Regions from separate parts of the Homo sapiens genome. Here region 1 is linked to region 2. Evidence: chromatin loops called from intact Hi-C (ENCODE). Cell type or tissue: B cell. All regions are shown on one strand. Each heading gives the region's core, and the rest is flanking DNA. Links, peaks and the distances in the headings are about the cores only.

Region 1 (16,349 bases), core at 5,050-9,049, 1.8 Mb after region 2:
ACCACAACAGCTCGTGGCATAGCGGGAGCTCCTATTAACTGTTGAGTAGCATGTCCAAGTTGAAAGATGGGAAGACTAAGACTCCATATTGCCCTTCATTAGCTCTCCAATCCCCTGCCCCTTTCAGACAACCCCTCATGGCCTTTATATATAAATGCTTATCAGATATTAAAGAATATGGAGTTGAAAGGGCACCAAATAATCAAACTGCCAAGGGTTATCAGGTGTTTTGGTCTGGGCCTTATCTGCATTCCGTATTGCAAAACTTCCTTAAAGTTTCTGGCCTGTGGCTGAGACCATTTCTCTAGTTACCAGGGCTGTTACAGTCTCCCAGCTCTTCTGTTTATATTCACGTAGACTTTCAGTAGATATCTGAAGATTTAAGCATGTGATTTTTTAGGTTGCCACACTATTTGGACCCATCTATTTCCAAGTTTTAAAAATCTTGGCTTTCAAAAAAATCTTGACTTTCATATATAAAACTTCACACACTTTTCTGATCAAAAAATAAATTTGTGTAGTTAAGCTGAATTTCTAGGGACATGATATAGCTGAAAAGTTTTATGCAGGTGGTCAGTATCTTAGGCAGAAGTTTTAGGTGTGACTTGACTTTGATGTTCCCAGATATTTTATGCTCTATCACAAAGGTTTAAAATCACCCAAGGTGGTATGATTTCAGAGTTGATTTTAATATCAAGTGCACCAAAAGCACCCAGAGAGAGCTAATGCTATACAACAACAACAGCACGAAAAGCCATTGGAATGGAACTGTGACAATTGCATGATTAATACAAATGCTGGAGGTTTGCCATCTGTAAATTTTCTACAACATTTAATCACTTTTCAAGTTAAATAAACTCAAACCATGTTTGAATTTTCTGATACTTGCACATATCAGAGTCACGCAGTTTGAATTTTTCTCAGAGCCCTTTTTGTCACAGCTGTACTCAGGATAACTTTGTCCATGGTTACATCCAATCATCCCTTGTTGTATGCCTTCCACTCTTTTGTCATGTAAACTGCTATGGTGTGAATGTTTGTGATCCTTCCAAAATTCATGTTGAAACTTAGTCATCAACGTGATAGTATTAAGAGATGGACCCTTCACAAGGTAATTAAGACATGAAGGTGGAACCCACATGAATGGGATTAGTAACGTTATAAAAGGGCTAGAGAGAATAAGCTAGACCCTCTTTTTGCCCTTTTCCATCCCTTCTGCCATCCGAGGGAAATGTTCAGTTTCTCTGGAGGACACAGAGTTCAAGGTGTTATCTTGGAAGCAGAGACTCCAGACACTGAACTCGTCAGCGCTTTGATCTTGGACATCCCAGTCTCCAGATCTTTGAGAAACAAATGTATGTTCTTTATAAATTACGTAGTCCTCAGATGTCTTTTCATAGCAGCAGGAATGCTAATACATTGACCCTTCTGTCATATCCTCAGGAGCCTCTCTTCCTCCAGGTGGGGGCTGTGCTCAGCTTCGGGTGCCATGAGACCTGGCAGACCCAACTCACTGCCCCTTCTCTAGGCAATTTGTCCCCCATTGTGCTAAAGGGCAGCTTCACCCAGCCTCTCCTGCTTGAAAGAAGCTGCTGCCTTTTCCACATCTGAGGGCTCACATAATAGGTGGCACTAATTCACCCAGTGGGAAGATTGAGAGAACAGCCTGGAGGGGAGGTTGATGAGAGGACACAGGAGCCTTCTGGCTTCATTTAACCTCTCAAAAATCAGGAGCAAATTTCTTCCTACTAGAAGCAATGCATTTGAGGTGACACTTTTAGATATGATAAGATTGTCTTTTGAATGTTAACACAACAACAGGTCATTGTTGAAGGCTTCCTAAAATAGAAAAGTTTGTATGTGTATGGTAGGGGATAATGAAAGAAATTCATATTATAATAAAAGTTAAAAGACAAATATGAATAATAGAGTCTTTACAAAGTTATTTGTTCTCATTAATATATCTAAGCATTAAAGATCTGAAATTATCAGGTTATTAGCACCCCAAGGGAAAGAATTATGCCTCAGGAAATTCAATTAATAAACAAGCCCCCTGGGTATATTTAGACTTTGTTAGAAATACACATACATATATTAGGTATCAAGTGCAGAATAAAGCAGACTGTCAGATCTAATTTATTATAAAAATGTACACTACTTTTGAAGAAAGGAAATTAAAACACACATATACACATTTGGAAGCTTGAAACCAGTGTTTTTTATTTGACGTTAAGTCTTTGATTGATATGTTTATCCTTTTATCATTTTCCCCTATCTTGCACCTTTTTAGCATTCCTTCTCTGACAGGGAACCAATTGCAGAATACATCGTCTTTTACTTAGTCATACAATCCAGAAATTTAGGAATTAGTCTAGACTTTAAGCCATCCTTCCTTCTTCCTTTCGTCAGTTACCAAAGCTTGCCTATTTTAGTTACAAACAGCTGTCAAATCCACCCATCACATCCTCGCCTCTGTTGCCTTTGTTCAGTTCTGTTTCAGTCTTTGTTCAGATGATCAACACAAATATTAAGTGAGCTCTTTGCTTTTAGTTTTGCTCCATTCAAGGTCAATGTCATTTACATGTGATAGCCAATTACTCTTCTAAAACAAAATGTGACTTTTTCCTATGCCTTAAGCCTTTAAATAGCTTCTTACTGGCACACAGAGATAACAAACTGCTGAGAATGGTGCAACATGGTTTGACCCCTCCAAGCTTTCCCATCTGATATGGTTTGGCTCTTTGTCCTCACCCAAATCTCATCTTGAATTGTACTCCCATAATTCCCATGCATTGTGGGAGGGACCTGGTGGGAGATAATTGAATCATGGGGCAATTTCCCCCATATTGTTCTCATGGTAGTGAATAAGTCTCACAAGATCTGATGGTTTAAAAAGGGAAAACCCATTTCACTTGGCTCTCATTCTCTCTTCTTTTTGCCTGCCGCCATCCATGTAAGACATGACTTGCTCCTCCTTGCCTTCTGCCATGATTGTGAGGCCTCCCTAGCCATGTGGAACTGTAAGTCCATTAAACTTCTTTTTCTTCCCAGTCTTGGGTATGTCTTTATCAGCAGTGTGAAAACAGGCTAACACAGTAAAATGGTACCAGCAGAATGGGGCATTGCTGAAAAGATACCCAAAAATGTGGAAGCAACTTTGGAACTGCATAACAGGCAGAGGTTGGAACAGTTTGGAGGGCTCAGAAGAAGACAGGAAATGCAGGAATGTTTAGAACTGTCTAGAGACTTGTTGAATGGCTTTGTCAAAAATTCTGATAGTGATGTAACAATAAGGTCCAGGCTGAGGTGGTCTCAGATGGAGATGAGGAACTTGTTGGGAGCTGGAGCAGAGGTAACTCTTGTTATGTTTTAGCAAAGAGACTGGTAGCATTTTGCCCCTGCCATGGAGATTTGTGGAACCTTGAACTTGAGGGAGATGATTTAGGGTATCTGGCGGAAGAAATTTCGAAGCAGCAAAACCTTTAAGAGGTGTCTTGGATGCTGTTAAAGGCAATCAGTTTTATAAGGGAAGCAGAGCATAAAAGTTTGGAAAGTTTGCAGCCTAACAATGCAGTAGTAAAGACAATCCCATTTTCTGAGGAGAAATTCAAGCAGGCTGCAGAAATTTGCATAAGTAACAAGCTGAATGTTAATCCTCAAGACAATGGGGAAAATATCTCCAGAGCTTGTCAGAGGTCTTCACAGCAGCCCCTCCCATCATGGGCTCGGAGGCCTAGGAAGAAAAAATGGTTTCATGTGTCAGGCCATGGGTCCCTGTGCTGGGTGCAGCCTAGGGACTTGGTGCCCTGTGTCTCAACCTCTCCAGCCGTGGCTGAAAGGGGCCAGTGTAGACCTTGGGCCATAGCTTCAGAGGGTGCAAGCCTCAAGCCTTGGCAGCTTCCACATGGTGTTGAGCCATCGAGTGCACAGAAGTCAAGAATTGAGGTTTGGTAACCTCCACCTAGATTTCAGAAGATATCTGGAAACGCCTGGATGCCCAGGAAGAAGTTTGCTGTAGGGGCAGGGTCCTCATGGAGAACTTCTGGTGGGGCAGTGCAGAAGAGAAATGTGGGGTGGGAGCCCCCACACAGAGTCCCTGCTGGGGCACCACCAAGTGGAGCTGTGAGAAGAGGGCCACCATCCTCCAGACCCCAGAATGATAGATCCATGGAGAGCTTGCACTATACACCTGGAAAAGCTGCAGACACTCAATGCCAGCCAGTGAAAGCACCCGGTAGGAAGACTATACCTTGCGAAGCCACAGGGGTGGAGCTGCCCAAGACCATGGGAATGCACCTCCTGCATCAGTGTGACCTGGATATGAGACATGGAGTCAAAGGAGATCATTTCGGACCTTTAAGATTTGACTGTGCTGCTAGATTTTGGACTTGCATGGGGCCTGTAGCCCCTTTGTTTTGGCCAGTTCCTCCCATTTGGAATGGCTGTATCTACCCAATGCCTGTACCCCCATCGTATCTAGGAAGTAACTAACTTGCTTTTGATTTTATAGGCTTATAGGCAGAAGGGACTTGCCTTGTCTCAGATGAGACTTTGGACTGTGGACTTTTGAGTTAATGCTGAAATGAATTAAGACTCTGGGTGATGGTTGGGAAGGCACGATTGGTTTTGAAATGTGAGGACATGAGATTTGGGAGGGGGTCTGGGGCAGAATGATATGGTATGGCTCTGTGTCCCCACCCAAATCTCATCTTGAATTGTTCTCTCATAATTCCCATGCATTGTGGGAGGGACTCAGTGGGAGATAATTGAATCATGGGGTGGTTTCCCCCATACCATTCTCATGATAGTGAACAAGTCTCATGAGATCTGATGGTTTGATAAGGGGAAACCCGTTTTGCTTGGCTCTCATTCTCTCTTCTCTTTGCCTACCACCATCCATTAAGACAAGACTTGCTCCTCCTTGCCTTCCACCATGATTGTGAGGCCTCCCTAGCTACGTGGAACTGTAAGTCCATTAAACTTCTTTTTCTTCCCAGTTTCAGGTATGTCTTTATCAACAGCATGAAAACAGGCTAACATACCATCTCGACTCTCATTACCACTCTCTTGTGGTATTTACTCACATCATGCTTGACTGATTTAAGTTGCCTATATGTATTTTATTCTCACTCAGATCTTGCTCCTTTACCTGGGTAGGTCCTACTCACTCTACCCATATGAAGCAATGTCTCCAGCAGGAGTTCTTCCCAGACTTCCTCCAGGCTGGGTTAGAATCCTCTCTTATAGCCTCCAAAAGCACTATGTGATTCTCTCTCTCATAGTAGTTGTCTTACTATAGCAGATCAATATACTTTCATTGGTAGAACCAGGTTAGGGTTAACATTTTATTTCTCTTTAAACCCCTGGATATAACACCAAGCCTGGCATATTGCAAAAACTCATTAACTTAGGGCTCTGCTCTAGCTGTTCACTCTGCCTTTATTGGTTTCCCCCAATAGCTGCATGGCTCCCCACTCAGTTCCTTCAAATCGTTGTGTATCTGTTACCTTCTCAATGAGACCAACCCTGACAGAGAGAAAGGGACCGATGTTATAAATCCAGTTGTAATCTAACCCCAAAGCTTAAACATATAAGGCAAACAAGAAAAAAACTATGTGATGTCACTGAGAAATATCTTTAAATGTACTAATAAAGTCTAATAGCAGAGCAAACGAGTAATTCAGTCTGAACTATAGAAATGCAAAAATATATTATCTTTAAAACATAATAAATAACATGATCTAATACAGTTTTCAAAATTCAATTATCTCAAGAGATTCCAGAAAAGTGGTTTAAATTTAACTCTAATTACATATAAAAATAATTAATAAATCATAAAATAATTAAATTAACCTGATGAAGATATTGGCACATCAATAGGCAATATCATACCTGAATGTAAAACATTAGCGATAATTTCAATAAAACCACAGTGAAGGCAAAGATATGAAATGTTGTTTATATATATATTATATATTTATAGATATATATATTATTTATATATGTAATATATATTATTATAATACATAATATATATTGTATATTATATTATATATTATAAATTATATATTATATATAATAATCATATATTATAGATATAATATATATTATATATAATAATATAATATATATTATATATTTATAGATCTAATATATATTATATATTTATAGATATAATATATATTATATATTTATAGATATAATACATATTATATATTTATAGATGTAATATATATTATATATTTATAGATATATATTATATATTTTATAGATATAGATATATATTATATATTTATATTTAAATCTATATATTATATATCATATAATATATATTATATATTATATAACAATTATATATTATACAGTATTATATATCTATAAATATATATATTTTATATATATTATATATATATATTATATATATATATATATAGTTAGAGACAGGATCTTGCTATGTTGCCCAAGCTGGAATGCAGTGGCCAGTCACCCATGATCATAGTGATCATAGTGAGCTACAGGTTTGTATTCCTGGGCTCAAGCAATCCTCCTGCCTTAGACTACCAAGTAGCTGGGACTATAGGTGCATGCCACCACACTTGGTTTCATTAATAGTTTTAATGTTCTGGCAATTATAACCAAAACAATAGATAATGTAATCAAAATAAAAATTATAATTGGAAGATAAAATATTAGGGACAATAATGTTGAATATATAACATTTATTGAGTCAATGGAGGGGTAAAAAATAAAGATTCAGAAACACATGTAAAAATAAAAAAAAATTCTCCTTAAATACCAAAAATAAATTGGTAGAAAATGTAATAGAAAATAATCACCTCAAAATAGCAACAAAATATAAAATAGTTAAAAATAATTGTAGCCAAATGTGTGCTAGACTTTTATGGAAAAAAAAAAACACTGTAAAAATATTAACAGAAATGTTAAAAAGTGAAGGGAGTACTATTTTTTGAAAGATCAAAAATTATGTGTCAATATTATTCTTAGAATGTTAATTATTTTTAAATGTATTTATATGACATCACTTAGAAGGTATTTTGAAACTTGAAATTATAATTCTAATTTTACTCCAGAAAAATTAGAGACAAATGAGAATGGCTCTGTTTAAAAAATGAACTCTTAAGGATTTATATTTAATAGGATATGGCCACTAAAGTATCTTAGAAAGTTTTAATAATGAAATGTCATAAGCATTGAGAGGAAAATTTACGAAACAAAATAATACCACTTAGATACAGTTGCTAATGTACACAAGAAGTTAATACACACTTAATAAGGTATATACATCAGCATGAAAGAGGTTTATTTAATAAATATTTTTCAGGGCCGGGCGCGGTGGCTCACGCCTGTAATCCTAGCACTTTGGGAGGCTGAGGCGGGTGGAGCACGAGGTCAGGAGATCAAGACCATCCTGGCTAAGGTGGTGAAACCCCGTCTCTACTAAAAATACGAAAAAAAAAAATTAGCCGGGCGTGGTAGCCGGCGCCTGTAGTCCCAGCTACTTGGGAGGCTGAGGCAGGAAAATAGCGTGAACCTGGGAGGCTGAGCTTGCAGTGGGCGGAGATCGCGCCACTGCACTCCAGCCTGAGCGACAGAGCGAGACTCCTCCGTCTCAAAAAAGAAAAGGAAATATTTTTTCAGAATATTGATTTTGATGCTAGTGAAAAAAAAGCAAAACAATTAAAATTGACAATACAACACAAAATTTAGATACTGACCTTATACCAAAATAAATTCCAAAAGTAATAAAAAGCAAAATATTTAAAATCAGTCATGAAAAGTATAATGTATATATGGCTATTTAATTTACCTCTACAGGATAAAGGATACAGTTAAGTTAAAAACAATAGAAAAAAATTAAAAAATAAAAATATCCTGATTTGAATATTAAAAAGTAAATAACTTATCAAAGAAGGCATAAAGTTAAAAATTAATAACAAAAATATATAGTAAATAAGCCACAGAAATACTTAACATAATAGAGAAAAAGCTCATATCAAACACAAAAATATGGTAAATTGAAATAAAAGTAATTTTGCAAATAGTGCCACAGAACTGCTAATAAAATACAGACTGGTTAATCTCAACGGTGATCAAAGAAATCTAAATTAAAATACAATTTTTGCTTATTAAATTAGTAAAGATGAAAACATTTTAAAATGCAGCTTCAGTAGGCCATCATTGAAATATGCACCCTCATACATAACTGAGAGTAGAAAATTATGTACTCTTTTGAAAAGCAAGTAAAATATCCCTACCCTCTAACTTGGTAATTTCCCTTTTAGAAAAATCTACCCTAAGGAAAGAATCTGACATATAGATAGAGATTTATCTGTTGTTTATAACAGTGAAAATTTAGCAATAGCCTAATTGTTTAACCTTGGGGAAATAGCTAAGAAAATTATGATGCATCCATATAATGGAATATTCTATACAGAGGTCACAAAGTCAAAATGAACAGAGACCAGTCAGTTAATATAAATGAGTAAAACAGGGAGATGAAAGAAAACCTTACAGACAAACCAATATTTGATCTACATTAGAAGCTGCCATTCAGCTCTAAATATCAATAAGTTTTTTGAGAGGATACAGGCGCCTTTTTCTATAATTCCCTATTTTCTTGCAGCAGCTGGAAATCTGGCTTAGTTAATGTTAAATCAATCAACTTTTACATTACTGGCAACTAATTTAAACTTTATGTCTATAAACAAAGCAAATCTGCCCGCCCAATGTAGTGCATGGAAGATTGCTTTAAATCTTTTGTTGCACAGCTATTAAAATTAATTTTCATGGAAATCTTATTTTGAAACATGGGGGATTGCCCATAATATAATAAACAGGAGATTTAAAATTTGAAGGCTGAAAACTGCCTCCAGACAAGAATAGTGTTTATTTTGTCATCGTTGCCTGCCCAATATCCAGCACAAAGTCTGATACAGAGCAAGCAGCTGCTCAGCAAACATTCAAATGACTGTTATCAGATGGAAATACTAAGTCAGCTATAAACAAAAAGGCATAAACTGACAGAAAATATATCAATATGCCAACATTAATTGCCTCTTGTTTTCCTTACTTGAAAGGAAAATATTAGATTCATTTTATTCATTAGTATTTCATTCATTCATTTCATAAATATTTATTGAGGACCCAGAATTTACTGGGGAATGTTCTCAATAATGGAGATATAGAAGTTAAAAAGAAACGACAAAAATAAATTCCTGCTAAATGAAACTGGTATTCTAATTAGGGACAACATGCAATAAACGATATAAATAAATTAACTGTATAGTATGTTTCATACGAAGTGAGAAGACATAAGAAGTAAATGCCTTAACATTTGTACTTGAGATTTGTTTTAATCAGGTGTGTTAAGACACAGAGACATGAGGTGATTCCCATAGAGGAAGAAGTTTCTGCTCACAGATACTAAAAACAGGAGACACAGTACACCATGCTGGGCTACATGGAAGGGCACCAAGGGAAGTCAGTGGGCAGAAGGGATGAGAGAAAGTCATAAGCTACAACCTTTATTGGGGTTTCAGAGGGAAAGGTGAGGTAGGGCAGGGCAAACACCTTTGGACTGCCTAGTTTGTATAATGCAGGTGGGCTTTGCGGCATAAAGTCTGTCCCTAGCTGACTTGGACCTGACCCTAGGTTGATTGAGGGGAGAGGAAACACTGGCCTAGGTACGTAAGAGCTTGATAAAGGAGATGGTTAGGGCTGTGGGCTCTGGAATGGTTACTTTGTGCATGAAAGATGCACTCCCTGACAAGCCTTTTGCTATCCCTTAGAATTGGCTACCTTTGGGAGGGCAGTCGCTCCCTGATTAGTGACAATAGAAATGCCAGAACACCAAGAATAAAGAAAATAAGTAAAATTAAGACAGTAAAATATAGCAAAGAAAGGGGATAGAGAATGTTGGAGTGAGTGGGCTGGAATTTTAAGCAGGAATGCCAGGATAGGCCTCACTGAGAAGATGAAAAATTGTGTGAAGATCTGAAGTGGGAGAGGGAGTGACCCATTTGCATATCAAAGAAAGTTCTTTCCAGGCAGAAGGAACTGCAAGTGCAAAGGCATTGATGTGGGAATGTGTCTGGCCATTTGGAGGAATAGCAAGTAGGACAGAATGACTTGACCTGCATGAGTGCATGAGGGAAGTTGAAGGAAATAAGTCAGAGATATAATGGGGTGAGGCACAGAGGGGAGAAGAGTGAGCAAGTACTGTAGGCTGTTGTAACCCATTTTAAGGATTTTGACTTTTAGCTAACTGAATCCACAAATGTGCTTATATGTAATAAAAAATGGCCAAGTATGGTTTATCCCAGGAACATGAAGATGATAAAAGGTAGAAAATACATTAACAATTTACTGCATTAATAGACCAAAAGGAAAAAAAAAGTTATTTCATTTGATTCAGAAAAAAAGCACTTGATGGATTTTAGTACATATTTAAAACCTTAAAAAAAAGTCCTAGGAAACTATAATTAGAAGGAAACATTCTTCACTTTATAGAGGTCATGTACCAAAAATTTATAGTACACTACCCCTAGCAAAAGACGTTAAGTACATTCCCTTTAAAATTGAGAATGAGATTAGTATGCTTATTCTCACTATTAATGCTTAACATGGTCCTGGAAGTCCTGGCCAAGTGTGTAACAAAAGAAAAAGAGAAAGGAAAGTAGTAAAATTTTAAATAGAAGAAATAAAATTGTCATTATTTATGGAAGTATTATCTGCCTTAAAACATTAAAAAAGAATTATTAAATTATTAAATCTAATAAGAAAGTTCAGTAAAATTGTCATGAACAAGATTAAAAAAACAAATTACTTAAATGGAGAACTTGAAACAATACTTATATGGAGAATGTTTTAAATATCTAATAAGGCTACAAGAATACAATGGGAATCACTGGGGAGATGGTCATTATTACCCTTGGCTAAGACAACCTAATATTATAAAAATGTCAATTATATTTAAATTAACCTGTAAATTCAGTGCAATACCAAACATTTATTTCTATTTTGTTCATGACTTAATATATTTATTTTAAAATTTACATGGCTGAATAAATATCCACCATCCACCATCACTACATTAATTTTAATTTAAAAAGAGAGAAAAGAGAAATGATTTTCTTGACTGGATATTAAGATATATATTAAAAACAGTGTGGTATTGATGGGGGAAAAAAAGGCAAACTGGCCATTGAAAAGAATGAAAATGTAAAAGGCAGATATATATGGTTATGAAAATTTAATATACAATAAAGATGGCACCACCAAATCAATGAGGAAAGTATAGATTACATGAGTCCATTTTCACACTGCTATAAAGAAAATACCCGAGACTTGGTAATTTATAAACAAAGGAGGTTTAATTGATTCACATTCATTGTCTCAGGGGTGGCTCAGGAAGCTTGCAATCATGACAGAAGGGGAAACAGGAATATCTTACATAGTGGCAGGCAAGAGAGAGCTTGTGAGAGCAAGAAAAACTGCCTTATAAAACCATCAGATCTTGCGAGAATTCGCTCTCACTCTCACTCTCATGAGAATAGCATGAGGGAACTGCTCCCATGATCCAGTCACCTCCCACCAGTCCCTTCCTCGACACACAGGGATTATGGGGATTACAATTTGTGATGAGATTCGGATGGGATCACAGGGTCTAACCACATCATATTACTTGGGAAAACTCCCACAAAATCAAGAAAAAATTAAACTTTTCCCTACATATCACTATATATAAAAGGAGATCACAGGTAATTAAATACCTAAATGTGAAAAATAAATCTATAAGCTTCATGGAGGAAAATAAAAATGTAATTGTAAACTACAGGGAAGTAGTAATTCTTAAACATAACTTCAAATGTACAAACCATGGAGCACAAAAATATATGAATTATACAAAAATTAAGAATTTCTTTTCAGAAACTGATATCTTGGATAAAGTTTATAAGTGACAGAAGGTGAGAAATAATTTGCAGTTGTTTAAAACCACCAAGAAATTAATATCTAGAATATAAAATGAACTCTTAGAAAATCATAAAAAGACAGAAAAACCAAGAGAAAAATGGGCAATGGTTGTGAATAAACAGTTTAACAAAAAGGAAATCAAAAATTAAGCATATGAAGTCATATTTTAAATAATTGCTAATCAGAAAATGAAAGTTAAACCACAATGAGATATTGCTTTACATCATTAGCCTGACAAATTAGAAAGCTGAATAATGCTGCGCATTGGTGAGAATATGGACTTCTTGCACACTGCTGGGAATGTAGACTGTTGCAGCCATTACGGAGTGTGGTCTGTCATCAGTAAGGCAATTAAGAAAATGCATATTCACTCTATCATCTAGAAATTTCACTCCTTAACATATATTATAGAAATTAGTGCTAGTCATCAAATATTTCTGTCTCTCAACCTCCTAGGCGCATGATAAGATTGCACTGATTTGCTCTTCCACCTTTGAAGATAGATGTGGCCATGTGATTTACTTTGGCCGATGAAATGTGAATGGAGATATGTTTTCTTGCTACTGCTGCAGTGATAATGGAAACAATATGTTAAGATGGAGTCTCTATCAACCTGGGTCCTAGGGTGGCTATAATGAGCATATTCTCTATGTTAGTTAAGACCTATCTTGGATCTCCAGAATGAGTGAAAAATAAACTTTTGTTGTGTTAAGCCACTGAAATTACGAGATTGTTTGTTCCTGTAGCACAATTTGTAACTGATACAGTATTCCAAGGAATTTTTTAAAATAGGCACATCTTATGACCTGAATATGTATCTCCTCCAAATTCAAATCTCAAAGCCCTGCCCCTCATTGTGGTTATATTTGGGGATAGGGCTTTTGGTGGGATTTCTATCTCTCTCAATATATGCACAGAGGAAGGGACATAGGAGGACAGGGTTAGAAGGTGGCCATTTACAAGTCAGGAAGAGATCCCTCACCAGGAACCAAACTGGCTAGCATCTTCATCTTGGTGTTTTAGCCTCTGGAACTGTGAGGGAAAAAAAAAAAGTATCTGTTGTTTAAACGATCCACTCTGTGCTATTTTGTTATGGCAGACCTAGCTAACTAATACAGTGCATAAGGTGATATGTATAAGGGTTGCTTTTTTTTTTTTTTTTTAAGCTTTTTAGTAGTTGTGGGGAGCTGGAAGCAATCTGATCCTCTGTTATTGACTAAATTATGACCCTGCCCCCAAATTAGTATATGTGAAGTTCTTTTTTTTTTTATTATTATACTTTAAGTTTTAGAGTACATGTGCACAACGTGCAGGTTTGTTACATATGTATACATGTGCCATGTTGGTGTGCTGCACCCATTAACTCATCATTTAGCATTAGGTATATCTCCTAATGCTATCCCTCCCCCCTCCCCCCACCCCACAACAGTACCCGGTGTGTGATGTTCCCCTCCCTGTGTCCATGTGTTCTCATTGTTGAATTCCCACCTATGAGTGAGAACATGCGGTGTTTGGTTTTTCGTCTTTGCAATAGTTTGCTGAGAATGATGGTTTCCAGCTTCATCCATGTCCTTACAAAGGACATGAACTCATCATTTTTTATGGCTGCATAGTATTCCATGGTGTATATGTGCCACATTTTCTTAATCCAGTCTATCATTGTTGGACATTTGGGTTGTTTCCAAGTCTTTGCTATTGTGAATAGTGCTGCAATAAACATATGTGTGCATGTGTCTTTATAGCAGCATGATTTATAATCCTTTGGGTATATACCCAGTAATGGGATGGCTGGGTCAAATGGTATTTCTAGTTCTAGATCCCTGAGGAATCGCCACAACAACTTCCACAATGGTTGAACTAGATTACAGTCCCACCAACAGTGTAAAAGTGTTCCTATTTCTCCACATCCACTCCAGCACCTGTTGTTTCCTGACTTCTTTATGATCGCCATTCTAACTGGTGTGAGATGGTATCTCATTGTGGTTTTGATTTGCATTTCTCTGATGGCCAGTGATGATGAGCATTTTTTCATGTGTCTTGTGGCTGCATAAATGTCTTCTTTTGAGAAGTGTCTGTTCATATCCTTTGCCCACTTTTTGATGGGGTTGTTTGTTTTTTACCTGTAAATTTGTTTGAGTTCATTGTAGATTCTGGATATTAGCCCTTTGTCAGATGAGTAGGTTGCAAAAATTTTCTCCCATTCTATAGGTTGCCTGTTCACTCTGATGGTGGTTTCTTTTGCTGTGCAGAAGCTCTTTAGTTTAATTAGATCCCATTTGTCAATTTTGGCTTTTGTTGCCATTGCTTTTGGTGTTTTAGACATGAAGTCCTTGCCCATGCCTATGTCCTGAATGGTATTGCCTAGGTTTTCTTCTAGGGTTTTTATGGTTTTATGTCTAACATTTAAGTCTTTAATCCATCTTGAATTAATTTTTGTATAAGGTATAAGGAAGGGATCCAGTTTCAGCTTTCCACATATGGCTAGCCAGTTTTCCCAGCACCATTTATTAAATAGGGACTCCTTTCCCCATTGCTTGTTTTTGTCAGGTTTGTCAAAGATTAGATAGTTGTAGATATGCAGCATTATTTCTGAGGGCTCTGTTCTGTTCCATTGGTCTATATCTCTGTTTTGGTACCAGTACCATGCTGTTTTGGTTACTGTAGCCTTGTAGTATAGTTTGAAGTCAGGTAGCGTGATGCCTCCAGCTTTGTTCTTTTGGCTTAGGATTGACTTGGCGATGCGGGCTCTTTTTTGGTCCCATATGAACTTTAAAGTAGTTTTTTCCAGTTTTGTGAAGAAAGTCATTGGTAGCTTGATGGGGATGGCATTGAATCTATAAATTACCTTGGGCAGTATGGCCATTTTCACGATATTGATTCTTCCTACCCATGAGCATGGAATGTTCTTCCATTTGTTTGTATCCTCTTTTATTTCATTGAGCAGTGGTTTGTAGTTCTCCTTGAAGAGGTCCTTCACATCCCTTGTAAGTTGGATTCCTAGGTATTTTATTCTCTTTGAAGCAGTTGTGAATGGGAGTTCACTCATGATTTGGCTCTCTGTTTGTCTGTTGTTGGTGTATAAGAATGTTTGTGATTTTTGCACATTGATTTTGTATCTTGAGATTTTGCTGAAGTTGCTTATCAGCTTAAGGAGATTTTGGGCTGAGACGATGGGGTTTTCTAGATATACAATCATGTCATCTGCAAACAGGGACAATTTGACTTCCTCTTTTCCTAACTGAATGTCCTTTATTTCCTTCTCCTGCCTGATTGCCCTGGCCAGAACTTCCAACACTATGTTGAATAGGAGTGGTGAGAGAGGGCATCCCTGTCTTGTGCCAGTTTTCAAAGGGAATGCTTCCATTTTTTGTCCATTCAGTATGATATTGGCTGTGGGTTTGTCATAGATAGCTCTTATTATTTTGAGTTAGGTCCCGTTGATACCTAATTTATTGAGAGTTTTTAGCATGAAAGGTTTTTGAATTTTGTCAAAGGCTTTTTCTGCTTCTATTGAGATAATCCTGTGGTTTTTGTCTTTGGTTCTGTTTACATGTTGGATTACGTTTATTGATTTTCATATGTTGAACCAGCCTTGCATCCCAGGGATGAAGCCCACTTGATCATGGTGGATAAGCTTTTTGATGTGTTGCTGGATTCGGTTTGCCAATATTTTATTGAGGATTTTTGCATCGATGTTCATCAAGGATATTGGTCTAAAATTCTCTTTTTTGGTTGTGTCTCTGCCAGGCTTTGGTATCAGGATGATGCTGGCCTCATAAAATGAGTTAGGGAGGATTCCCTCTTTTTCTATTGATTGGAATAGTTTCAGAAGGAATGGTCCCAGCTCCTCCTTGTACCTGTGGTAGAATTCAGCTGTGAATCCATCTGGTCCTGGACTTTTTTTGGTTGGTAAGCTATTGATTATTGCCTCAATTTCAGAGCCTGTTATTGGTCTATTCAGAGATTCAACTTCTTCTTGGTTTAGTCTTGGGAGAGTGTATGTGTCGAGGAATGTATCCATTTCTTCGAGATTTTCTAGTTTATTTGCATAGAGGTGTTTATAGTATTCTCTGATGGTAGTGTGTATTCCTGTGGGATCAGTGGTGATATCCCCTTTGTCATTTTTTATTGCATCTATTTGATTCTTCTCTCTTTTCTTCTTTATTAGTCTTGCTAGCAGTCTTTCAATTTTGTTGATCTTTTCAAAAAACCAGCTCCTGGATTCATTGATTTTTTGAAGGGTTTTTTGTGTCTCTATCTCCTTCAGTTCTGCTCTGGTCTTAGTTATTTCTTGCCTTCTGCTAGCTTTTGAATGCGTTTGCTCTTGCTTCTCTAGTTCTTTTAATTGTGATGTT
Region 2 (16,349 bases), core at 4,307-8,306:
GGTCATAAAATATACAGGCTGAGCCAGCTTACTTGAATCATGGCAGTTCACGGTTGGAACCAACACATTTTGCTTGCTGCTAAGCAATTCTCTGCATTATAATGATTTAAGTCACAATCCCAAAGATAATACATGGGTCCCCTTTTGCCTGACTGGTGCTTTGTTACAGGAATCCTAGTTCAGCATCTTGTACCTACGGTGTAAAATGTTAGAATCTCAGCCATCTTATCATAATTGCTCATGGGGAAAAACAATCTTTGTACTACTCTGCTCATCAGCAGATCTTAGTTATGTATCCCCAGACCCTAGCATCCCTGTCCCTTGCCTCATCTGCCCTCTCTCTGCTCAGAGCATCTGGACTCATGGCTGCTGCCTGTGTTTGATTTAGAACTAATGGTCCAGGGCCACCAGTGACTGTGGAGCTGTTAACATGTGACTCCCTGAGCACGGGGTATATGTCTTGGAGATACCCAATCGTGAACTTATTATTAGATATGCTCTATTTGCAGTGTCTAGATTGGTCCTTTGTCTGGAAATGCGTCTCTGTATTCCTCAATGTAGCTCTTGATAGACTTGAGGAGGAAAGGAACTTTGCTGTTATGCCAACTGGAACTTTAACCTATAGAGAGAATAAATTGGGGCAGCAAAGGAAGGAGGGCCAACAATGATCAGAGATGTCAGATTAAAGCAAGCATACCATTTTGCCACTGTCTAGCACTCTGAAACAATGGGTATTTATTGTTTTAGATGGGTTCTCCCAGAAGGCAGAGCCTCAGGGATGAAGGCTTGGGTGCAGGAATGTCATCCCGGAAGAGTAGAATAAGGAGAGCAAGAGGAACAAAATATGGAAAGAGAGGAGGAACCCCAGGAGGTGTGCTTTTGTGCTGATTACAGCTGTGGGCAATTTAAGCCAAATCCCACTGGCTACCCTTGTAGGAACCACACAGAATGTGCTTCAGAATTCTCTACCCCAGACACAGGTAATGGGATTATCATCTCCTGGCACCCATCTCCCATTGATCAAGGGCTGCCCCAAGGTGGGAGGTAGGTGGGGTTAACTCTCTCTTGCATGCCTAGATTTGCACTTGTATGTGGCTGAACAGTTGCTGTGGACTTTCCAAACAGGCTTCTGTAGAAGAGTCCCAGGTCAGAAGGTAGGAGGTAAATAGCACAGCCAAGGCCTCATGCTGTCTGTGTACCAATAGTTGGCTCAGCAGCCAGGAGTTAAAATGTGGATTGAGAGGTGTAAGGCAGGACACACAATGTGTCCAGCACGTGTAATTTCCACATTTTTTCATCTCTCTGTTTGTCGCTGCTTATAGCCACCTCCTGTATCTAAACCTAAATCAAAGTTTTAGGAATATCCCCAAATGATAGCGTTCTATTATGGAACGTATTCTCAGCCTGGCTCTGGGTGAAGGTCATGTTTTTGTCCCCAACTCCATAACTTCTCTTTTGCTCTTCCCGTATCAGTTTTGATGGAATTAGGCCAGTTGATCCGTTAGACTTAAAGTCACTAAGTCTGTTAAAGCTGTAGGAATCCAATTAGATTTTAACACAAGATGAAACTCTTAAAAAATGAATAATTTGGACTCTTCAGCAGGTAGTAGAGTCTCTGGGGACAGGAAGAAATGAGAAAAAAACTCTCATGTACTACCATGCAAGGAGTGATAAGAGTTTAATTTTCTTCTTCATGTGCTCTAACGTCTGTTATGACAGTGACATGCTGGGTCAGAAGCCATAGTAGGAGCTTTTGTGTTTTATGTAAAGCCCAACAACTTTTCTTTTGCATTTCCTGTAAGGATCACCCTGTCTTCCTCCCTGTATTAACACAGAGCCAACTTGCTCAGGTATTGACACCTGTTAGCCAATGCCACTTCTGTAATAAGCCCAGAAGCTCTTTGCTGAGCCAGTATTTGCACTGGTGAATTGATGGAAACTGCATTCTTAGAGCTCACACATTAGGGATACTCCAGGGTTCTATGATCATAGGGCTGAGATACTTCAAGAGAAGTCCTAAGTCTTAGCTAAGGTGATATGGAGACATCATTCCTTAATCAAAACAGCGAAATCATCCACCATTATGTATACAGACCTTAAGTGTGTGTGTCATTTTAACTTTGAATCTTTACCCACCAGTCTTTAGCTCTAAAGTTCCAAGGCCCATTCATCAAGCGTAGGCTTGCTGCTCGAGTTTCTGCATCATCTCCCTGATGTAAAGCATATCTATTATGTATTACCTGTAATTTCCTGTTTTGATTTGTTTAAAGAAGAGGGCAGCCTGATTACAGAACGCTTCTAGGTTTTTAGAGATAGTTTTTACTCTTTTTTAGTTGTCATGCCTGTACCTAATTCAATGGCTGTTTTTAGCAGCTCACTTTTATTGATATTTTTCAAATTATACAGCTTAGTTTCATAAAGACAATTATTTTCATACTTTTATTGGTTTCTTTGTTATTTAAATTGTGTAATTAAAATAATAAGTACAGCAGCACAAATACAGTAGGGACTAAATACCGTTGGCTGTTAGTAAATACCCAGCTCAGCTGGTGGGGGCAGAGTGTGCAGGCATAACTAGAGAAAGGCTTTGAGTCAGCACTAGAATGCATCAGTCAGTAGGTTTTGGAAGAAATGTGGTGGGACATCCAATTAGTTGGTTAAATTGAGGATATTGAAAGCATCTACTACAGCTTTTCTAACTCTGCTACCTGAAATCCTGAGATGGGGCAACACAAATATCTTCTCATTTAAAATAGCCTAAGCCTCGCCTGGGTTGTTTCTAATGGCTCCATCCACACACTTTCTGCAGATTTCAGTGACTGGAATGACAGCAGCCTAGTGCCTAAACCACAAATACTGCTAAAGATCCCCTGTCTTGAATTCATTGGTAAAAATGGAGAGATCTGAGAGTGAGTCAGGCGCTTTCCTTTGTGCTTCAGAAATTAGTAGAAAAATAAGTAAATAAAAATAAGTAAATGAATCTTGTTGGCTCTGTTTACTCAAGTCCTGTGTCTGGATTCAGGATTCTTAAAAGTCCAAGACAGGATCTAAACATATTTGTGTTTTAAAAATAAGCCTAGGCCAGGTGCGGTGGCTCATGCCTATAATCCCAACACTTTGGGAGGCCGAGGCGGTGGATCACCCGAGGTCGGGAGTTTGAGACCAGCCTGACCAACATGGAGAAACCCCGTCTCTACTAAAAATACAAAATTAGCTGGGCGTGGTGGCACATGCCTGTAATCCCAGCTACAGGGGAGGCTGAGGCAAGAAAATCGCTTGAACCTAGGAGGCGGAGGTTGTGGTGAGCCGAGATCACGCCATTGCACTCCAGCCTGGGCTACAAGAGCGAAACTCCGTCTCAAAAACAACAAAACAACAACAACAACAACAACAAGAAGCCTAACTTAGTGTTAGCATAAGCCTGTGAGCCTACAGTTTATTTCTGCTTTGGCAAAAGTGCCTTACTGGGAATTAGGGAGGGGTTAAATCTAGGTATATAAGACACCTGTGTATGTGTTCCATACTTATAAAAAGCACAGGAGAAAAGAAGAAGCCAAATATCAAGAGCTTCTAAGGTCCTGGCCAAATACAGTGTTTTTAGGAAAATTGCCTCATGGACGCACGACTTATAAGGTTTCTGTAGCCTCCTGTGGCTATCACTGTAGGTGGGTTAGTAAGGTGCTATCTAGCCAGACTTCCTGTGTTATTAGCAAATCTTGCATTTTTATCTTAACTTCATCAGCAATACCAAGCTTGGAATAGTAATTAGTGGGATTTATTCCACAGCTCCTGTAGGAGTCTGCACGCCGCTTGGGCATGTTGATGATGTCGTGATTTAATTTTTTTAGCATGAAACATTTGGAAACACAAGTAGGCGTGCCCTTTTGAGCTTGGCATTTTTGTGCCTGAGCATTTGGGAAGGAGATAATGATCTCTTAGTAGACAGGAGTGCTCTGTCAGAGATTAGTTATTGATTTTAAGAAAAATCAAATTTGCTTCTTGAAATGTTCTCAGAATGACATTGGACTTCCCATCCCATGGCTGGTTTGACCCACTGGTAGGAGACAGATGTTTAAATATAAAATAGGAGCCCTTGTCCCCATGTTCCAGAGTGATCATTTATAGAATTCCTCAGCACGCACTCGCCTTTTGTTCTATGATTCATTACTGGCATAAAGTATCTTCTGGGTCGATTACAATGAGACGTGAGAAGAAATAGAGCATAGAATAAATCATGAAAAGCCCATCTTCAGGGCAGTAGTAATATAATTTTATGATGAAAATTATCCAGTTGAAATGATCCATTCCATGTAGACCTAAGTAAATTGTATGCAAATAACAATTTAATACCTGACTATGACCCTGAGGAGAAAGCTTATTGAAACCCATTCTTCTAATTTGCTTGTCATTCTCTGTGTCTGCATGAGCCTTAGGTGGTACCAGGCATCTGGCTTGCCTGGCTGTTGTCTGTAATTTCTAATTCAGGAACTAGTCTCTCCCATCCCTAACCTGTTGACCTCAACTCCATATTGCTCTATGCTTTGCTCACTTCCACCTCTGCCACACTGTCCATCTTGCTCAAACACACCAAGTGAACTCTCACCCCAGGGCCTTTGTGCTCTGTTGAGATTCTATGTAGAATGCTCTTACCCAGATAGCCTGGCTCACTCCTTTACTTCGTTGACATCTTTAATCAAATGTTACCTTCTCATGAAGCGTTCTCTGGCCACCTACCTAAAATTGGAAAGCCTCCTCAAGTTTTTTTTCTTTTTTTCTATCCCTGCTTCATATTTCACCTATTTGTCTTTTTAGGGGGTGGTGGGTGGGGAGGAACTCTTTCTCTCACCAGGATGCCATTTCTGTGAGGACAGGAATATTTGTTTTGCTTATTGTTGTACTTTGTTCCTGAGAGCAGTGCCTGGCACATAGTAAATGTTTATTAAATACTTGCTGAATCTCTGAATAATGTGAGTCAGTTGATGTTGTGCCAGGTTGCTTTTTGGACATTTCATGTTTGTGTATGATAAGTGTGGTGGTATGTATGTCTTTTCCAGACTCTTCTGCCTGTTTGGAAAAGGAGAAGAGATAATAATGAATCAGTGTTGATATTTTTAAAATTAGGTTTTCAGGGAAGAGGCAGTGGTTTAACCGGTGATAAAAATTGAGGTTGGGGGGATTTATTGCTCTTTATTTACTGCATTCATAGCTTTTGCAAGGTGAGGCCATGTATCAAATTCAACAGAATACACCATGGCTGGTTAGATACCATCTCTGGCCTGAGAAAGGCCATCCTTGAGGGGAAGCAGTAAGCTGTGGAGACAGATGATTCCTGAGTAATGCACATTAAATGCTATGCGGGGTGTAGTCTACATTTTGTTTTTGACATCTGTATACATACTGCCCATCAAACATTACTCCTGTTATTAGGAATAGTTAATTAAAAACCATATAAACAATTTAAAGTATTAGCTCCATGTGGTTTAGCTCTAATGAGCTTATTGTTTAAGTATCTGAGAATTAGTATGCTATATTGGCCTTTGATATTAAAAAGTAATTTTTTTCGAAGATGCTAACTCAGCTCCCAGTTATGGTGTTCCATAGAGAGTTGTGGTGACTTTTTTGGACCTCAGTTGAAGAGAGCTGAGTGACTTACCTCAAGTGAGGCTGTGAATCCTCATGTCCTCATCACCTTCCAAGGCCCTACCACCTAATAGCATCACTTTGGGGTTAGGATTTCAATATATGAGGTTTTTTTTTTTTTTTTTTTTTTTTTTTTTGACAGAGTCTTGCTCTGTCGCCCAGGCTGGAGTGCCGTCTCGTGATCTCGGCTCACTGCAGGCTCCGCCTCCCGGGTTCACGCCATTCTCCTGTTTCAGTCTCCCAAGTAGCTGGGACTACAGGCTGCCGCCACCACGCCCGGCTAATTTTTTTGTATTCTTAGTAAAGACGGGGTTTCACCGTGTTAGCCAGGATGGTCTCGATCTCCTGACCTCATGATCCGCCCACCTCAGCCTCCCAAAGTGCTGGGATTACAGGCTTGAGCCACAGTGCCCGGCCACAATATATGAGCTTTTTTAGCGGGGAGGGGACACAAATATTTAGACCGTAATATGCACATATATGTATGTGTTTGTATGTGTGCGTATTTCCATTGTGGTTTTGTTAATATTTGTATCTGGTTGGATGAGTTCTTCCCTTTTGCTCACATTTTCAAAATTAACTTGATCTTTCATGAAGCTTTATTCTTCTATTTACGTATTAGAATAAATTTGTTGAGTTGCTCAAAAAATCCTGCCGGAATTTTTATTACAATAATTATAAAGCTAATTAGAGAGAACTGACATCTTTACAACATTAAGTTGTCTCATCCATTTACCTGATATGTGTATTTCCATTTTCTCAATTCTGCATTGATTTCTTTTCATGGATTAAATTTTTTTTTTTCCTCTATAAAGGTCTCATATACTCCCTATTGGGTTAATACTTGTACATCATAGTTTTTATTACTATTGTGAATGATATCTTATTTTCTATTTTCTGATTGGTTATCGTTGATATGAAGGAATGCTATTGGTTTTTCTAAATTCATCATATATCTGGCAACATTGTGAGACCCATTGATTTTTTTTTTTTTTTGAAATAAAACAGTCACATCTACAGTGATTGTTTTCTAGTCCTATTTTGTTGGCTAGTGCTTCCAGGAAACAGTGGTAGTGGAATTCTTGTTTCTAATATTAAAAGGAATGAAGCTAATTTGTTAAAACTTAAATATGACTTAAATATGATGGTTACTGTAATTTTTTGCTTTGTAACCTAATTAAGAAAATTTCTTTTTATTCCTTGTTTTCAGATTTTTTCTCTATTAAAATGGCAATTCAGCATTTAAAGGTCTCTGTGTTATGTTACTTACTATATATATATATATATATATATATATATATATATATATATATATATATATATAATTTGGGGATCTGTAATTCTAGGAATATAGCACACAGTTGCCCTACTTTCAGAGGTGTGTTGTGTGTTTATGATGATAGGTGGTTAAATTGAAGTTTTGGGTAAGAAGAAAGATAAAAATGTGTAACAGTTATCAGCTTTCCTCCTTTCTATCAACTATTTTAAAGTGTGCCCTGTGTTAATACTATTTTGGATGATGAGGTCTTTATTTAATTGTGAAGGCCCAGCTGAAGGGGCTGAATCTCTAATCAGGTGTTTTCTGAGTTGAGTCTTGAATGAGATTTATAATTTGGGCCTGAGTTTTGAATGATTCATTTACCTTTTGGGAGCTGTAGACTTTAGATCTATAAAAGGAAAGGACTAGCCTAGACTTATGTCTTGAGATTCCATCTAGCTCTAAAATTGCATAGTTCCAAAGCATGAGAAATGCAGTGAATTGAGCTTTGTCAGCAGAAAGACAATTTTTCATGTTTTCAAAATAAAGCATCCAAAAGGAGTCTTGGTACTTGGAATTGCAAGGCCCCAAGCAAATGGTGTGGATGGAGGATGCAAAGTGGAGAAGGTGGAAGGTTTTGAAGTCACACTTGACACTTCTGGGTGGATCTGTGGAAAGTGGAGAAAAAAGGGTGGTGTGCGATAAGGGGGTCAGATGCCCAAGGACAGTGCTTTCAGTTGACTTGGGACCTTCAGGTTTGCCCTGGAGACTGGCTAGGGATTCCAGAGCAGTTGAATTAACTGTTAAGGAAGAGTCAGCAGGATTTATTGGCAGGGGGGTAGAGGAGGGGGGTTAGATGATTGGTGGATGGGAGGAGTTGAAAATGATGGGGGAAAAAAGCGCAGAAAATGTCAAGTTTTGTTTCCCACTATTTGCAGGAAATGAAATATATGCATTTGCTTGTGACAATTTTTCAGAAATCTGGCATTTGCGTGCATACTCATAGATTCAGGACAGTGTGTTTAGAAGCAGGCTAGAGACTTCGTCTCTGGAAGAACCACGATTTTTCATTTGCACACACATTTGCATGCATTTATATTGCCATTTGAGAGGGTATTGGTATAAAGTTAGTGAAAAATGTTTAAGATATATTAAAGATTTGAAGATGGCAATGGAAGAAATTTTCTATGCCTGGTTACTTAATGTTGAAACTCGTATTTCTGGATGAAAACAGGAATTTGGAAAAGTAGAGAGAGCTGGAACAAATTTGAAAAGCTAATCATGGAAATGAACTTGGAAAATTTCCCAGTTTTAAGAATCTTACTTCTACTTTAGGTCTGTTTAAGCTTGAAAGAATAGACAACTAAAAAACAAAAAGCAATGCAAATGAGGAGGTCAATATGAAGCAATTAAGCAAAATACTGGAATAGATTCATTTAAAAAGCAGTTCACATTTTATTCGGAGGTTGACTATCAGGAAAGTGAAATTCCAGCTAATTTTAAGGCCCTCAATATACTGTTTTAAAAATTGTTACGCTTTTTCTTTTTGTTGATTTTGAAGTATATTTACTTTTAGAGGAAAAGGATTTTTATCCTTAGCTTTCACATATTTAGATATGGCACAATTTTTTTAGAGGAAGAGAAGAAATATAATCAAATGATTTTAGTTGGTTAAATTTGTTTTTCAAAATACATTACCAGACTTGTTTGATTTTTTTCTGTTTGCCTTGGGCTATTTTTTTCTGAAATATAGTATCTTTTTTTCCTCCTTGCTGTGAAGGAATTCAAGGAAGTGAGGAAAATATGTTCCAAAGTAAATGTCATTTGAATGTTGTTACAATTAGTGGACGCTCAGAAATTTTTCACATCAGAAAAATTTTCTACAGTAGAAGTGGTTGTGTCAAATGTCTATTTGAAATCTTAAACCCCCTTCCCTCCCTTGCCTCCTTTTAATTCTAGCTCAACAATTACAAACTTTTGATACATGTCTTAAGAGGTTTTGAGGACCAGCTGATCTTTTCTATTTGGAACTTTGTTTATCGCAAGTATTAAGGGAAACTTTCCATTAGTTTAAATACTAATTATTTTTTTGGGTAACCCATGTAGATTGGATTAATTTATAGGGAACTTTGCTTTCTCTAACAGGTGGGTTTCTGAAAATGTGAAATCATATTTTAAGAGCATTTTTTTTCTCCGAAGCAAGTGGTTTTTTAGTAATTAGGATGACTGTCTTTTAAAGTTAAGGAAGCCTTAAGACTGTGACTACTTAAGATACCAAGGACCAAAATGGCCATATAGTTCATTCAGGAACCACTTAACAACCATTCCCCTATAATGAGGCTTGAAGACCTCATTTTATTAATTTATTAATGATAGTATTCATTGCATACTTTATGACACATGCTTTATGTGTCTTTTCTCATATCATTCTCCAACAACCCAATGAAGTAGGTAATATTAAACTTTAGAATGGAAGACACCTACATTTTCTAGGTTACACAGCTTGCAAGTGTTGGAGCCCAGATTTGAACTCAGGCAGTTGACTTGAGAAGGTGTGCTCTTAATCACTCCCCACACTGTCCATAGTACTGGGTGGGTACAGGGCCTGTGGATGGTCCAGTGCTTGTTGCCCTAAGCTTTCTCACACTAGGCTTCTATCTCCCAGGCTTGTTACCCGATTACCTTGATTGGACAGATTCTTTCTAGTGATTCCTCTCCTTTTCCAAGCACCCCTTTCCCAAATGGCAGTTTTGGCCAGTAGATTCAAAGCATATGTGTGTTTTGTCTTCTCTTTGCAACCTTGGGAAATTTAGGAATCATTCAATGAGAATGTAGGGAAAGACCAAGAGGCCTGTGTGATTATGTGCAGATGCCTGGACAGGCTCTGAGCATCAGCACTTGGTCTCACCTGCTCCCACACTCTTTTTTGCTGTCCCGCATCATCAGCCAGGTGCTTACGAAGCAAGGGGACATAAGGAGTAGCCAGATGAACACTGATGGCTGTGTGAGGGACGATTCTCCTAAGCAAAGGATGAAGAAACTTGCTCTCGACTCCGAATTTTCCACAGATGGCACACTTGGTGTTTCTAGTTGCCCCCATTGAAGTAAATATTTGGAACAAAAACCTGCCATGTTGTTTCTCAGACTCTGTTAATATTTTAAATTAATAGCGAAGATAGGCTTTTATGACATGGAGGCATAATTTTGAAACAAAACCTGGAGATTGTAGACAGGTTGCCTTTTGGAAACACAGCCTGCTCATTTATAGTGCTTGCAATTTGCTGCCTTTTCTCACTTGTTCTTGTAATGACTGATTACCTGTGGGATTTATGAAGGGTAAGACTTTTTTGCTCATGTTTATCCTGAAAGAAGGCATGGATGTGAATTACACTGTGAAAATCCCCAGTTAATGGAAAATTAAAGGTTTTTTGACTCAAAGTTACTGCTTGTAAATTCAAATGACAGCCATTAAGTAATTACGATCATGGTTTTAGACATCCACCGTGGAATAATTTTGCTCTTGGGTGAATCTGATTTATTGCCATTCATGGTGATACTGCTACAGGCAAAGGTGTCTATTGCCAGAGCTGTCTTCCTCACTGATTTCTGAAGAGTCCTCATTTCTACTCAGAATTAGAAGAGAGAGAGAGTGTGTGTGTGTGTGTGTGTGTGTGTGTGTGTGCGTGTGCGTGTGCGTGTTTTCCCTACAATCTTGATATTTAATGGCTGACCCTGTAAGTATTTAATTATGTTTTGGGCTTCTGACCAGTCTGACCTTGTAGAAAATAAGAAGGTCAGTGACTCAGCGACTGCTTATGATTTTGTGCTAAGCAACTTCTTAACATTTTAAAAATCCATAAGGTTTTCATTGTTCAAGTTTTCAGTGATATTAAGAAACAAACTTTGTCCATGCAGCTTCTGCATGTCAGGCACTGTGCTAAGTATTGTATATGCATAATCTAATTTAAACTTCATGGTGACTTTTAAGGGTCAATATTATTATTTCTCTTTTTAAAGATTAGGAAATTGATGTTTAATGAGAAAACTTAAATAACTCACCCCAGATCACATGGCAAGAGCAGGGGTTTGGTAGGGGAGGAGTGGGGGGATAGAGGTGTGTGTATGAAGAATGAAACTTATCTGTCTGGCTTCAAAGCCCAGGGAAAAATCTGCCTTTTCCTGGACTGGAATAAGCCTCGCTGACAGTCAAAATATATTTCAGTGGACTCTTAATACTTAGGCAAATTTACTGTTATTAAAGAAATATCCTCTTTCTCCCTCTACTCTCCAAGTGAAAAGATTGAAGCTGAAAGTAGGTGATTATTATATGGTTATTTCCTATCTTTATCTGCATTCCAATTCATTATGTCCAAGTCAAATCCAGAGAATCTTTACAATCTGCGGTATTTCAAGGTAAACCCAAACTCTGATTTCTACCCTGGCTCTCGCCCCACTCCTTCATCCCCTGGTGATCTGTAAAACGATGGATCATTAACATTTAACAGTTTTTAGAGCTGTGCCTGTTAGCCGAGGCCTGAGGCTAAGACTACCTAGGGTATCCAGACTGTTGGGTTGCTATGTAGTGTGCTGCCTTGCCTGTCTAGCTTCCCAAAGCCTACTCAGGCTTCAGGCCCATCACCCTTGGAACATCCTGCCGTGATGAGATGAGCTCACTTCTTTGACATTTTCTGGCTGTATTGCCAAATTAGCCCCTGTTATGCACCATCTTGTAAGTGTGCATCTGTGTATGTTTCCCTCCGTCTGTCTCTGTATATGTGCATCTTACATCCCCAGCAATATTATAGGTATCTATGGTGAAAAACTGTCTCATACATTTTGTTTTCTTCCTGACACTACACAGTAGATATTTTCCTAGGCACATAGTAGGTATTCAGTAAATGTTTGAACTGTAGGAACTAGATGATTTCCACATTATCTAACTTGCCTTTTCTCAAGCTGAGATGAAGTATAGGAACAATTAGAATGTAAATTTTATGCAAAATTAAAATGTTTTCAATAGGGAATACATACGTATAGTTCAAAGTGAAAGAATATAAAAAGTAGACAGTGAAAAAATCTCCCCTCTTCACTGTTTCTATCCTCTCATTCCCTGCTTCTCCACAAATAAGCAGCCACTTTATAGTTTTATATGTATCCTTCCACAGTATGTTTGTTTTAAACAAATAATTTTCAACAAGCTAAATAACAAAAATACTTATTTACCTCATGTTGGAAAAGCTATATTTTGCATACTATAGATCAATTATGTGCCTTCCTTCACTTAACTGTATAGCTGAGAGATATTTCCAGATCAATTCATAGAGACCTCTCTCATTATTCTCTTACAGCTTGGTAGTATTCCATTACATAGATGTACCATAATTTATTTAACCTGTCCCATGCTGACGGACATTTGGGTTGTTTTCTGTCCTTTGCCATCAGGCATAGTGCTGCGGTGACTAACAGGGACATATAGCATTTCACCCAGCTGCAGGTATGTCTGGAGGATACATTCCCAGACACGGGATTGCTGGAGCCAGGGGGAGATGTGTTTGTATCTGTGATGGGTCTGCTGATTGCTGTTCTCAGGGTTTTGCCACCTTTTTTACCTCCACAAACTCGTTTCTCTGTGGCCCTGTTGACAGATTGTGTACTCAGACTTTTGAATTTTTGCCAATCTGATGAGTGAAAGATGGTTATCTAAAGTAGTTTGAATTTACATTTATCTTCTGAGTACAGTTGAACATATTTTCCTATGTGTTAAAAGCCATTTATATTTCTTTTTTTGTAAGCTGTCTTCATACCTTGGCCCATTTTAATAATTATTTCCAGCTCTACATTTTTCCTAGTTTATAGTTGGGCTTTGCTGGTGGTCGTAGTGGGGTATTTTGTTGGTCTGTTTGTTTCCTTTGCAGAAATTTCCAGTTTTTAGGTGATCAAATTTATCAAGCTTTTCTTTTTTCTTTTCTTTTTTTTTTTTTGAGACGGAGTTTCGCTCTTGTTGCCCAGGCTGGAGTGCAATGGCACGATCTCGGCTCACTGCAACCTCCGCCTCCTGGGTTCAAGTGATTCTCCTGCCTCAGCCTCCTGAGTAGCTGCGATTACAGGCATGTGCCACCATGCCTGGCTAATTTTGTACTTTTAGTAGAGATGGGGTTTCTCCATGTTGGTCAGGCTGGTCTTGAACTCCTGACCTCAGGTGATCTGCCCGCCTTGGCCTCCCAAAGTGCTGGGATTACAGGTGTGAGCCACCGCACCCGGCTAAGCTTTTGTGGTATAGCTTTTGGATTTCAAAGTGTTAGGCCCATGGTTATGTGTTTTCTTCTAGTACTGTTTGTTTTTCTTAAATCTTTGATCCATTCGAGATCTGTGATCTGAGAGATGAATCCAGCTTTGTTATTCAGATGGCTTCCCAGTTATCCCAACATTTACTGAAAAATTCATCTCCACTAAGTTGAGATGCCATCTTTATCATAAACTAGATTGTAATTTGGATTATATATTACCACAGGATGAAATGTAAACACTGGACTAACAAATGAGGAATACTTGGTGGACAGCTTAGTTCGTGCATATAGATGACATTATTAAGCACTTAATAAATTAAACAATTGTGATGTGCCAGGCCTTGGGGATATAAAGATGAGCATGAAAGCATCTCTTAAGAAAGTAACTGGATAATCAATATAATCTTGATGCAGTGGAATAAGAGCAGCAGAGAGGCCGAGAAAGCCAGGGAGATGCTTCACAGAGCAGAGAACACCATGCTGAGTTTGAAGGTTCAGCAGAGGCTGACCAGCCACAGAGGAAGGGCATTCTAGGAACAGGAAATAATAGGTAGAGAGGCAGAGCTCCATGAGCGTCCATGGTGTGTGGGTCGGGGACGGTGGGGGGCAGGATTTTGAATAGCTGTTCATGGCCATAGCGTAGGACAGGAAGCACAATTGGAGATGAAACCAGAAGGGCAGCTAAGGAAGGGCAGTTCAGTGAGTATCTGTGGGATTTGGGCATGCAGTGTTGTTATACCTCCTTCATACCTTCAGCTCCCTAAAGAGAGGAAGGGGAAAGATGAAGAGGTCCAAAATGAATAGAAGCCAACACTTAGTTGTGTTCTGCAGGTCAGTTGTTGAGTTTTGACACCTGTTGCTTATTCTAGAGTGCTCCAAGCTCCCGAAGCCGAAGTCTCACTTTGCTCCCACATGGAACACCCAATTCTGCGTCTCCCTGTAGCCAGAGACACCTCAGTGTGGGGGCCCCCGGTGTTGTCACAATCACGCATCACAAGTCGCCTGCAGCCGCCCGAAGAGCCAAGAGTCAGTATTCCGGCCAGCTTCACGAAGTCAGAGAGGTAGGCTTTGCTCTCCTACTAGGTTAAGCAGCCCCGGGGAGTTGGGGGCTGTGACAGTCGCTCTGCCGACTCCTCTTCCTTTGCGCCGTCTTGATTTATGGAGAGAGGACCAGCAGCAAACCTCCCAGCCACACGGCTGTGACGGTCCTTCCTGGTTTAAAAAAAGTTAATTGTTCCTATTTCTTAGGTTAAGTGAATTGTTAGGAGACTACTCTGAGAACTCGGAAAGCAGAGAAAGCAAGCCTACAAAAATATGGATGTAAATGAAGTACAGTTAAATCCACGCTCATAGCAAAGACTAGGCCAAACCTCATGGATAATAAGAAAATAACTTTGGGTGTTTTGAAACTCAGGAAGTGCTAGACATAACGCAGATACCCCCTGTTTTCTGCCCTGCTTCACTTTCTTTCTCTCCTCTCCTGCTTCCCCTCATAGACACACTCCAAGGGGAGGGTTGGGTAGTGAAAAGAATACTGTCCTTGAAGTCAGAAGACTTGTTTAAGAGCAAGTCTTCTGACAGCCCCGAACCTCAGTTTCTACACCTGTAAAATGGAAATAAAACAGGCTTTGCCAGCCTTCTCTGGGGAAATAGGATCATTTGTGACAATGAAAACTCTTTAATTGTGCCTTATAAAAGTGAGGCGAGGTTATGTTTAAATTTCGCTTTTGATGCACTGAGAAGTCATCAGTTTGGGGATCCCAGATCCTTAGTATCCCTGTCATCCTCTGCAGCTGTTATAGAGAACAGACTCTCAAATAAATGATGGTGGTTTTGGTTGCCTACTTCCTTTGAGTGCTGAGGTTTTTTGCTCTGCAGCTTACTTGGGTACAGACCAGTTTGCTTTCCTCTTAGAGAAAGTGGCAGGGCTCTTCCTCCGTGTCACACAGAATGAGACTCCTCGACTAGGGTCTTGCCGCTGCTTGAGTTAGCATGCGTCTGGCTTTAGTTTTTAAATGTCACAAGCCAGGTAGTGCTCTGTTAGCTGACTATCTTGGTTCTGAATCTGGCCCAGGAAGGACAGTCTGAAATCCGAATCAAATCTGTAGATGCATATGAAAGACAATTTTTTTTTCTTGAAAGATTTTACATGTATATACTGTGTCTTGCCTAATAAAGAAAAAGTAGAGAGTCAGAATTCTATTGGAATTTTCAGGTAGAATGCTTACTTTGAAATAGTCACCCTGATGTGTTAAAAAGGAAAAACTGGGCCGGGCCTGGTGGCCCATGCCTGTAATCCCAGCACTTTGGGAGGCCAAGGTGGGTGGATCACTTGAGGTCAGGAGTTCGAGAGCAGCCTGGCCAACATGGTGAAACTCCATCTCTACTAATAACACAAAAATTAGCTGGGCATGGTGGCGCGTGACTGTAGTCCCAGCTACTTAGGAGGCTAAGGCAGGATAATCGCTTGATCCTAGGAGCGGGAGGCTGCATTGAGCCAAGATAGCCCCAGTGCACTCCAGCCTGGGCAGCAGAGTGAGACTGTGTCTCAGAAAAAAGAAAAAGAAAAAGTAGCTATTAGCTTAATTGTGTTACGTTAGTTGATATGATGAATGATTGTGCACAGGTTTATATTTCTTTTCATTTTCTTAGCACCTTTTCAAAACATTGTATAATGGAAAATTTTCAAATATATGCAAAATAGAATAGTAATGCAACCCTATATCCATCACCTTACTTTAACAATTCCAACTTTCCATTGTTCTTGTTTTATCTGTTTTTATTTCCCCCACCACTTTATTTTTCCTGCTAGAGTATTTTAAAGAATAGTTAAGTTTTATAAAAAGTTCCTGTTAGATAAATACCATTACATTAACTGGCAGTGATAAAATGACACAACACTTAACTATGATACCATCATTTCACTTTTATGTAGACCTCATCGCAGATTAGTTTATAAGTAATTTGAGACCATAACCTTGAACAAAGGCAGTTGAAAGTTTATGGTATTTTGATAATATTCTTTATTGTATTATAATGAATCTCTGTGGACTTACTGTTATAAATGATAGGAAGCCTGTATGTATGAAAAAAAAATGTAGGACTTGTGTGTAGTGAGCAGTGACCTAAATAAAAGTTGAGGTACTTTAGCATGATTAATTAGT

The links. Hi-C counts contacts between places; a loop is a spot of excess contacts. Peaks named below come from ENCODE experiments on the same cell type or tissue, not always from the same donor. Only the 100,000 strongest peaks of a DNase experiment are listed, where the experiment ranks them.
Region 1: it touches region 2 in a loop (17-fold over the local background); 1 of 110 quality-filtered maps calls a loop at or near these places.

Annotation. Positions count from the first base shown.
Region 1 is chr3:30,053,181-30,069,529 of GRCh38, reverse strand. No RefSeq gene overlaps it. Among named protein-coding and RNA genes, the nearest start is that of RBMS3-AS1, 130 kb to the right of the region's middle. RefSeq lists enhancers at 6,441-6,610, 9,804-10,336. In B cell, for the core only: no CTCF peak of the experiment used is centred there; no DNase peak of the experiment used is centred there.
Region 2 is chr3:31,827,937-31,844,285 of GRCh38, reverse strand. OSBPL10 (oxysterol binding protein like 10) reads left to right here. Exons shown (of 12, transcript NM_017784.5): 4 at 14,055-14,246. Among named protein-coding and RNA genes, the nearest start is that of OSBPL10-AS1, 130 kb to the right of the region's middle. In B cell, for the core only: no CTCF peak of the experiment used is centred there; no DNase peak of the experiment used is centred there; H3K27ac peaks cover 598 bases.